Regions from separate parts of the Homo sapiens genome. Here region 1 is linked to region 2. A link is a contact called in ENCODE Hi-C data. All regions are on one chromosome and are shown on one strand. The core of a region is the stretch at or near the end of the contact, and the rest is flanking DNA. Distances in the headings are between cores, read along the strand shown.

The links. A loop is a pair of places that touch in the nucleus more often than their neighbours do. Pooled maps may share reads with other maps.
Region 1: a map with no recorded cell type shows a loop between it and region 2 (13-fold over the local background). The contact joins two enhancer-like sites. A Hi-C loop is called at or near these places in 3 of 37 single-sample maps with no recorded cell type and 2 of 50 pooled maps.

What each region holds. Positions count from the first base shown.
Region 1 is chr10:13,269,666-13,273,970 of GRCh38, forward strand. No RefSeq gene overlaps it. Among named protein-coding and RNA genes, the nearest start is that of PHYH, 28 kb to the right of the region's middle. Within about 2 kb of position 2,031, at least 15 of the 41 ENCODE cell types and tissues checked have a DNase peak (open chromatin) inside an H3K27ac peak, as active enhancers do.
Region 2 is chr10:13,756,247-13,760,906 of GRCh38, forward strand. The region is part of intron 8 of FRMD4A (FERM domain containing 4A); the gene reads right to left. Among named protein-coding and RNA genes, the nearest start is that of PRPF18, 170 kb to the left of the region's middle. RefSeq lists enhancers at 1,307-1,496, 1,731-2,930, 2,079-2,776, 2,228-2,367. Within about 2 kb of position 1,330, at least 6 of the 41 ENCODE cell types and tissues checked have a DNase peak (open chromatin) inside an H3K27ac peak, as active enhancers do.

The DNA of each region.
Region 1 (4,305 bases), core at 781-3,280, 490 kb before region 2:
TTACAAGTCCCTAGTACCTCAGAATGTGATGTATGTGAAGAGAGTATCTTTAAAGAGGTAATGAAGGTAAAATAAAGTCATTGGATGTATTCATTCGTTCTCACACTACTGTAAAGAAATACCTGAGACTGGGTGAGGTGGCTCCCGCCTCACTTTGGGAGCACTTTGGGAGGCCGAGGCGGGTGAATCGCCTGAGGTCAGGAGTTCGAAACCAGCCTGACCAACATGGTGAAACCCCATCTCTACTAAAAATGTACAAAATTAGCTGGAAATAGTGGCAGGTGGCTGTAATGCCAGCTACTTGGGAGTCTGAGGCAGGAGAATCGCTTGAACCTGGGAGGCGGAGGTTGCAGTGAGCCGAGATTGTGCCACTGCACTCCAGCCTGGGTGACAGAGTGAGATTCCGTCTCAAAAACAACAACAACAACAACAACAACAAAATCAACCACAAGAAATAACTGAGACTGGGTAATTTATAAAGAAAAGAGGTTTAATTGGCTCACAGTTCCACAGGCTATACAGAAATCGCTGTGACATCTGCTTTTAGGGAGGCCTTAAGGAGCTTTAACTCATGGTGGAAGGCAAAGTGGGAATAGAAAGTTCACATGGTTGGCCGGGCACAGTGGCTCATGCTTGGAATCCCAGCACTTTGGGAGGCCAAGGCAGGCGGATCACCTGAGGTTGGGAGTTCAAAACCAGCCTGGCCAACATGGTGAAACCCCGTTTCTACTAAAAATACAAAAATTAGCCGGGCTTCATGGCAGACACCTGTAAACCCAGCTACTCAGGAGACTGAGGCAGTATAATCACTTGGGCCCAGGAGGTGGAGGTTGCAGTGAGCTAAGATCACACCACTGCACTCCAGCCTGGGTGACAGAGCGAGACTCCATCTCAAAAAAAAAAAAATAAAATAAAGTTCACATGGCAAAAGCAGGAACAAGAGGGAGAGTGAGGTGCAACGCACTTTTAAACAACCAGATCTCAGGAGAACTCACTCACTGTCACGAGAACAGCACCGAGGGGAAGTTGCTAAACCACTCGTGAACTCGGCCTCCATGATCCAATTGCCTTGCTCCAGGCCCATCTCCGACACTGGGGATTACAATTCAACATGAGATTTGGTGGGGACACAGATCCAAACCATATCACTGGGATAGGCCCTAATCCAATATGACTGATGTCCTATAAGAAAGGAAATTTGGACCCAGACACAGAGGGAAGATGATGTGAAGACACAGACAGGAGACAGCCATCTACAAACCCAGGAGAGAGGCCTCAGAAGGAACCCACTGTGCCAACACCTTGATCTTGGACTTCCAGCCTCCAGAAAGTTGAGAAAATAAATGTCTGTTGTTAAAGCCACTCAGTCTGCGGTATTTTTTATGACAGCCTGAGCCAACTCCTACAGTGTGAGTCATGATCTAGACTAGTGGACTTCATACTTTTTGACTACACCCAACAGTAACAAATTTATTTTGCGTTGTGATCCCAAATGAGCATGCACATTGGAAATCGAAGCATCACTTTCTCTTACGATGTGCAAGTCTCTCTCATCTTTTGCATTTTTTTCATTTTATTCTATTTTGTTCTTTTTTTCAAAACTGACGTTGTGACTCACTAAATTAATATCAATGATGGGTCACCACCGGGTGGGTCCCAGAGTTTGACCTAACACCAGGTGATGAGTCTGTGTCATGTAGGAGCCGAGACAGGGTGACAGGCCAGGACTGGGGAAGTGGACGTTTGCTCAGGGAAGACTCCCTTCTCCTGGTGCAGTGACCTTCATCACAGCCCTTCCCTTCTTTCTTCTCAGAATTGATTTTACCCTCTCCATGCAGCTAAACTATGAAATTCAGGTGTGTGGGTCAATGCTCGGTGCACCTGTGTTGCAGTGGACACAGTGTTTGGGGCTATCTTCTTCCTTTTTGTAACCTGATCTTGCTTTGGGGCAATCTCGTTTCCTCTGATGTGTGATTTGGGGGGAGGTGGTGGCATATTCTCACCCATATTCCCTCTCCCCACCTCTGCGGCCACCAGGAGGCAGCATGTGGCTCTCACTGCCTGAAAGAGCCTGTCCCCGGTGCTTTGACTACGAATCAGGAGGCCCAGGGACAGGGGTGGGGGTAGAGGTCATCTTATCCCCAAAGCCACTGGCCTAGCCTGCCCCTTTGTGCTGTGCCCTGCCCCCCAGCGCCACTCATAGCACGTCCCCGAGCCCCAGAGAGCCTGCTGACACCATCTGTTTTCTGTTTCTCACGGTCAAGGGCAGTTTCTGTTTCTCACGGTCAAGGGCAGTTTCTGTTGCTCGCAACCGAGATTCTGACTGCTACTGATAGGTACATTTAAATGGAATCCATGAAAATATCATCTCCCACCACAGCCCAAAGTAGGTCCTTCGTGGGTTGCAAGTTACACTAGAGAGATCTGGTGGGGTGGTGGGGTGGGCTTAACACATTGCCGTAAACTTAATCCAGATTAAACACTGGCCACATCGAGGAAACAAAACAAACAGCTGCATGTCACAGGTAAGCAAGCTCTTCTCCGCACCAAGGAAGGGAGGATAGCAGAAACTTCCTGCCCGTCTCTCAGAAGCTGCGAGGTGTGAGGCCCCCAAAGCATCGCTTCAGTGGTGCAAGGTGCCTCCTGCCAAGGGACAAGGCACGTGTTGGCTTTACTGAATTTGTGCATTCATCTAGAGCGGAGTGGGCAAACTAGCGCCTCCGAGCCACATCTGGCGGGATGCCTGTTTTTGTAAATAGAGCTTTATTGGGTCCCAGCCACGCATGTTGGATTACATGTTGTCTCTGGACGCCTTCCTGCTCCAGCGGCACAGTTGAGCAGCTGCCTCAGAGATGGCCCAGCTGCAAAGCTGAAAATATTTACTATCTGGCTCTTGACAGGAAAAAGGTTGCATCTTCTGACTGAAGGCAGAAATACCCAAACAGGCTGGGAGACAGTGTGGCCTGTCCTGCTGGGTATCCAGCCCCCAAATCACTCCCAATTTCTTCCTGTCCGTTATTTTATTTTAAAATGTTATTTTAGCTTCTAAACGAGTAGTAAATTTCACGTGCTTCAAATCAAAATTAAATCAATGCAAAAAGTCCTGTTTCTTTGCCTCCCCAACAAACACCGTGTTCCAAGAAATGCCAAGCCTGAAGAAGAATGAAGGTAGGTCTGAAATTTTCAGAGGCCCAAGCAAGACTCTGGAATCTCTCGGAGCAAATATAAACCTCCCCAGGCCAGAGCACTATTGTCTCTGAATGACTGTGACTTTCCAGAGATGCTGGGCCAGGGGATCGCCAGTTTTGGAGCGCTTTAAGAATCACTGTACGAGCTTGGTAACAATGCACATTGAGAGTGCATCTCAAGCCCAGATCTTGGTTTCCAACAGTTCCCAACAGGTAGAACCAGGGCTCTTTGGAGAAATGGCTCATTATAGGACAAAGGGCAGGAAGATACAAAATAATCCTGGAGCACCTTGTAGTGCCAGAAAGTAAGGAAATAATAAAAATAAAATAAAACAATAAAAAAGCAAAAACCGTGTGGGTAGCTCATGCCTGTAATCCCAGCACTTTGGGAGGCTGAGGCAGGAGGATCGCTTGAGCCCAGAAGTTTGAGACCAGCCTGGGCAGCATAGGGAGACCCTGTCTCTACAAAAAAATAAGTAAATAAACAAAATTAGCTGAGCATGGTGGTGTGCATCTGTGGTCCCAGCTACTCAGGAGGCTGAGGTGGGAGGCTAGCTTGAGCCAAAGAGGTCAAGGCTGCAGTGAGCTATGATCACACCAGCCTGGGTGACAGAGTGAGAGCCTGTTTCTAAAAAAAATAAAGGGCAGGGAGAGAAAAGAAATATCCGATCATCAATTCCTGTCCCAGAGTGGCAGAGAAGGGGAGGGGAAATTATCTGGGATTAAAAGATGGTTTAGATGACTGACGCAGTCATTTGCCAACAACTGTTTGAATACGTAGCAGAATCTCTTTTGATTTGTTTTATGATCAATGAGACCACTCTTGGAAGCAGTGATATTAAAATTTAGAATGGGTTGGGCGTGGTGGCTCACGCCTGTAATCCCAGCACTTTGGGAGGCCAAGGCCGGTGGATCACTTGATGTCAGGAGTTCAAGACCAGCCCGGCCAACATGGTAAAACCCCGTCTCTACTAAAAATACAAAAATTAGCCAGGTGTGGTGGCACGCACCAGTAATCCCAGCTACTCGGGAGGCTGAGGCAGGAGAATTGCTTGAACCCGGGAGGCAGAGGTTGCAGTAAGCCAAGATTGCACCATTGCTCTCCAGCCTGGGTGAC
Region 2 (4,660 bases), core at 80-2,579:
ATGGACGATTCTTTATTTCAAAGGTAGTGTGATTTTGGCATTTGTGATTTGCATTGTTTAGCGCAAAGCATTTTAAAAGTACTTCAATATTGCAAAATGCTAAACGTTATTTTTTATTTTATTTTTTGAGACAGGGTCTCGCTCTATTACTCAGGCTGGAGTGCAGTGGTGCAATCTCGGCTCACTGCAGCGGCAGCCTCTGCCTCCTGGGATCAAGCAATCCTCCCACCTCAGCCTCCCAAGTAGCTGGGACTACAGGCACACGCCACCATGCCCGACTAATTGTTTTTGTATTTTTAGTGGAGACGGGGTTTTGTCACGTTGCCCTGGCTGGTCTCGAACTCCTGGCCTCAAGCAATCCATCCGCCTCGGCCTCCCAAAGTGCTGGGATTAAAGACGTGAGCCACCATGCTTTGCTTAAAGTTATTATTTTAAGAAAATTTGCGGCACATTTTTAGAAAGATCAGAAGGGCTGGCAGAGGTGAAGTGATTCTCAAAATCAGGGTAAGGAGATTGGCTGATAAGGTTTTCAGTTAAGGTCCCTTATAGACAAAAACCAAAAAATCAAGTTTTTGTATGTGATATCTCCCTCAGTACAGTGTTGCAATGAGACTTCTGTTAAATTAAATTAGAATATAACTAGAAAATTGGACGTCCTATCAGTCGATTAAATGAGGTATTCTCTGCACTGAACTTTTTAAGGAAGAGAACATTAGTTTTTCTATCATAACCCAAGAGTTTTTAAAAAAGCTTTGAAACAGAAAACATCAGTGCTCCATTCTCAAAACCCTGCACTGTTTACGATGAATAAAGTATGTAAGAATCATAGATAATGTCTGTTAGTTAGTTGGCCAATGGTCAACAGCGATTATCGAAAGACAATTTTTTGTTTTTAAACTGCATCGGTTCTTGTCTTCCAAATATTTGGCCCACAGCTGCCTTTGTTAACAGCTTGGAGGCTACTGAATTGTTTTTAAAGAGAAATGCCAACTCTACTGACTTCCTGATTGTCGACAGACATGAGGTTTTTTGTTTTACATGTATATACATCAGGAAATGAAATGAGATTACTACATGCTGTGCTAAGGAAAACAATAAAAGTGAAAAAATGTTATTTTTAGATAAGACTATTTCCTAAACCTTTAGAAGTATCGTACAAATTTGTCCTCCATTTGGTAGAATATGAACATGTGTGGTCTGTATCTCTTCTATGGCAGGCGATACTAATCATCTATCTAGATAACAGTCATTTTCTCTCAGCACGCTAAACCTGACATTTCAGTGTAAAGTCCAATAAGACAAGGAAGTGAGCTATTTTGTTAGTGGGAAAGAAAAGACAGTTATGTAAGAATAAGCCTTCAGGCATCTGCTGAGCAAAACAGAGAGCCCAAAAGAAGAAACGGAAGAGCAAGTGAGTTTCATGAGAAAGAGTAGCTACGGTTCACAGTTGTCTTTATATAGTTCTCTTTCCATTAAGGTGTATCAGCACTTTTGACTTCGTCTTTTTTTTATTTGAGAGGGAGTTTTGCTCTTGTCACCCAGGCTGGAGTGTAATGGCACGATCTCAGCTCACTGCAACCTCCGCCTACCAGGTTCAAGCAATTCTCCTGCCTCAGCCTCCCGAGTATCTGGGATTACAGGCGCACACCACCACACCTGGCTAATTTTTGTATTTTTAGTAGAGACAGGGTTTCACCATGTTGGCCAGGCTGGTCTTGAACTCTCGACCTTAGGTGATTCACCTGCCTTGGCCTCCCAAAGTGCTGGGATTACAGGCATGAGCCACCACACCCAGCCCTTGACTTCTCTTTTGTAAAAGCAATCCCCTTTTCTCTTGTACCTCAAGGAAACTGCTCCCATAATTTATGAATTAATACTCATTCCACATAAATGTAATTTGGATATAGTCCCTGAAATGTAAATATCTAGGATAATAGTATCCTGAAGAAAATAGCCTTTTGGGAAGTTTTAGATTCAGGACCTTTCAGGCTATGAAAGAGTTACTTTATCTTTTGTGTGTGGCCATTCATTTAAAAGGTTATTGGATCCTCTGGATTTTAGAAGATCTTTGAGTTCAGCCCTAGACCCTGTGTTATATCTAGAAAAGCCTTTTCTAGGGTTCTGTGTGTTCTAAGCTGGTATTTTATTAATGTGGTTCAGGAAAACATATCTACAGTATGGAAGTCAAAGCCATTCCTTTAAATAAAACTGAGGTTATATAGTCATGCATTTAATAATAGTGATAGATGCAGGAGGCATGCAGATGCAGATAAGGAAACCTGCACAGGGTCTTGCCCGGGCGTGCCTGCAAGGGACTGGGGCCCACATGTGCACTAGGAGAAGGGGGTGGAGCCACCAAGAATTCATGCCTTATGCAGGGGAGGAGACTGATATTCAATCTGTGAGGTGGGAGCCTGTTGGCAGGACCCTCTCTTTTTTTGCTGAGAGCCTTCTTTTCGCTTAATAATCCACTCTCCTCTCCCTTCAGTGTGTCCATGTGCCTATTTTTTCCTGGTCGTGAGACAAGAAGCTGGATTTTAGTTGAACTAAGGAGCAAAAAATCCTGCATCAATAGCAAAAACAACTTTCTATAATAAATCATAAATAAATTTATTTATATAAATTACATAAGTTATGAGAATGGGACATCTAAAATACCTAATGTTTAGCCACTGAACCGAATGTGGTCAATTTCGACGTGTTGGGTATCTTCCCAGAAGCAGATGGGAAGGAATTTGGAATTACTTCTATTACTCCACAATTTTAGGCCACTCAAGTGTACTAGTTTCTCTGGACCTCTGAAGATGGCTTTACTAGCATGGGCCTGCTACAGAAAAAGGGTGTTTATCAGAGACTCCCATGTAACAAATCACCCCCACCGTCCATGGTGTAGGTTTTAGGCTGTGAGATAAACTGACCTTTTGGATAAGGTGTCTGACCTCTCCCCTCTCCTGACAGTGATTTCTCTTCCCAGACAGCTGCGCTTACAAACAAACTGCTAGGTAGCAGTAGCACTTTGACAAATGGAGCACAACCCGGATCCTTTGTTTCTTTGAATTCAGCCAACAAGCTGGCATTCCAGAAGCTCATTAGGGGGCCATGAATTACTGTGGAGGCCAAGCCTGCACTTCCTTCTCCCTGGCAATCCATGTGGCCACACGTTCCCATGATCCGTGGGGCCAGATCATGCTATTCCCAGTTCACATTCCATCCCGTCAGGGTACTCTCAAAATAAATAATATTTACAGCAGAGTTCAGAGCTGGCGAAAGAAATGTGGAGGGAAAAATGTGAGTAAGTAGACTAGACACTGGAATCCATTGGATTTGTGGTTTTTAAATCATTTTTTCATGGGACTTCAGAAATCTTTGTAAGTAGATATGGACTGGCACTTATCAAAACCCCAAATTCCAAGGCCAAATTAATGTCATAAAAAAGTGACAAATAAAAATTGTAACAAGATTTAGTTTCTGTAACCTGAAAACATTATGTTTAGCAAATTCGGTAAATGGTTACTGGCCACCTACAAAGTTCAAGGTCTCCAGCCAAAGCTACTTACAGTCATTATCTATTTAAAAATTTGACTACCACTGCTTTATACCAAAAACTTGGAGAACTTAAATAAAAGGGGCCTGGAGGTCTCTTTATGCAAATATTCAAACAGAGCTGAAGAGATGGCATTTGAGATCAGAGTCAGCAACTACAACCCCCTAGACAAATCCAGTCCTCTGCTTGTTTATGTATTACCCATGAACTAAGGATGGCTTTTACACTTTTAACTGATTGGAAAAAGAAACCAAAAGAAGAAGAATATTTTGTGATACATGAACATTTATATGAAATTCATATTTCTGTATCCATAAATAAAGTTTTATTGGAACACAATCAGGCTCATCCATTTACTTATCCTATGGGGCTGCTTTTGCACTTAGGAAGAGTTGTGTAATTGAAACAGAGATCGTACTGCGTGCAAAACTCAAGATACTGACAATCTGGCCCTCAACAAAAAAAGCTCGCCGATCCTTGTTTTAGACTGTAAAATAATTTTTTGCTTTTGCTGAGATGTCTGACTGAGAACAGTCAACATAGTGAGAGCTCATCTCTACAAAAAATAAAATAAAATAATTAGCCCGGTGCAGTGACTCATGCCTGTAGTCCCAGCAACTTGGGAGGCTGAGGCAGGAGGATCACTTGAGCCCAGGAGCTGGAGGTTACAGTGAGACATGACTGCACCACTGCACTCCAGCCTGGGTAACAGAAGGAGACCTTGTCTCTGAAAAAAATTAAAAAATAATAATAATAAAAAAGCAAGCATGAGAAGTGTACATGGAGAGCAAGGAGAAAGCAGTTGAGACCTGAAAAACCAGTGACAAAGACAGCCAACTACAGGTGGCCACCAACAGAAGTAGTTTTTGCTGCATTTACAGATAAAATCCCTCAAAGCATGGGGAAACAGACAGGTTCTTAGATGGAGCAGAGGTACGATCTGTGTTTCTTTTTAATACCAATTTGCTAATTTCCTGTTAATGGGCCAGAACCTTACGCCTTGATGCTTTCCTTTCCTGTTCATGTGGTTCACTCTTTTTGCCTCTAAACCTTGATTCTCCAGAATGGGCTACCCTGGCCTTTTTTTTTTTTTTCAGAGGAGCTTGATCAAACAGA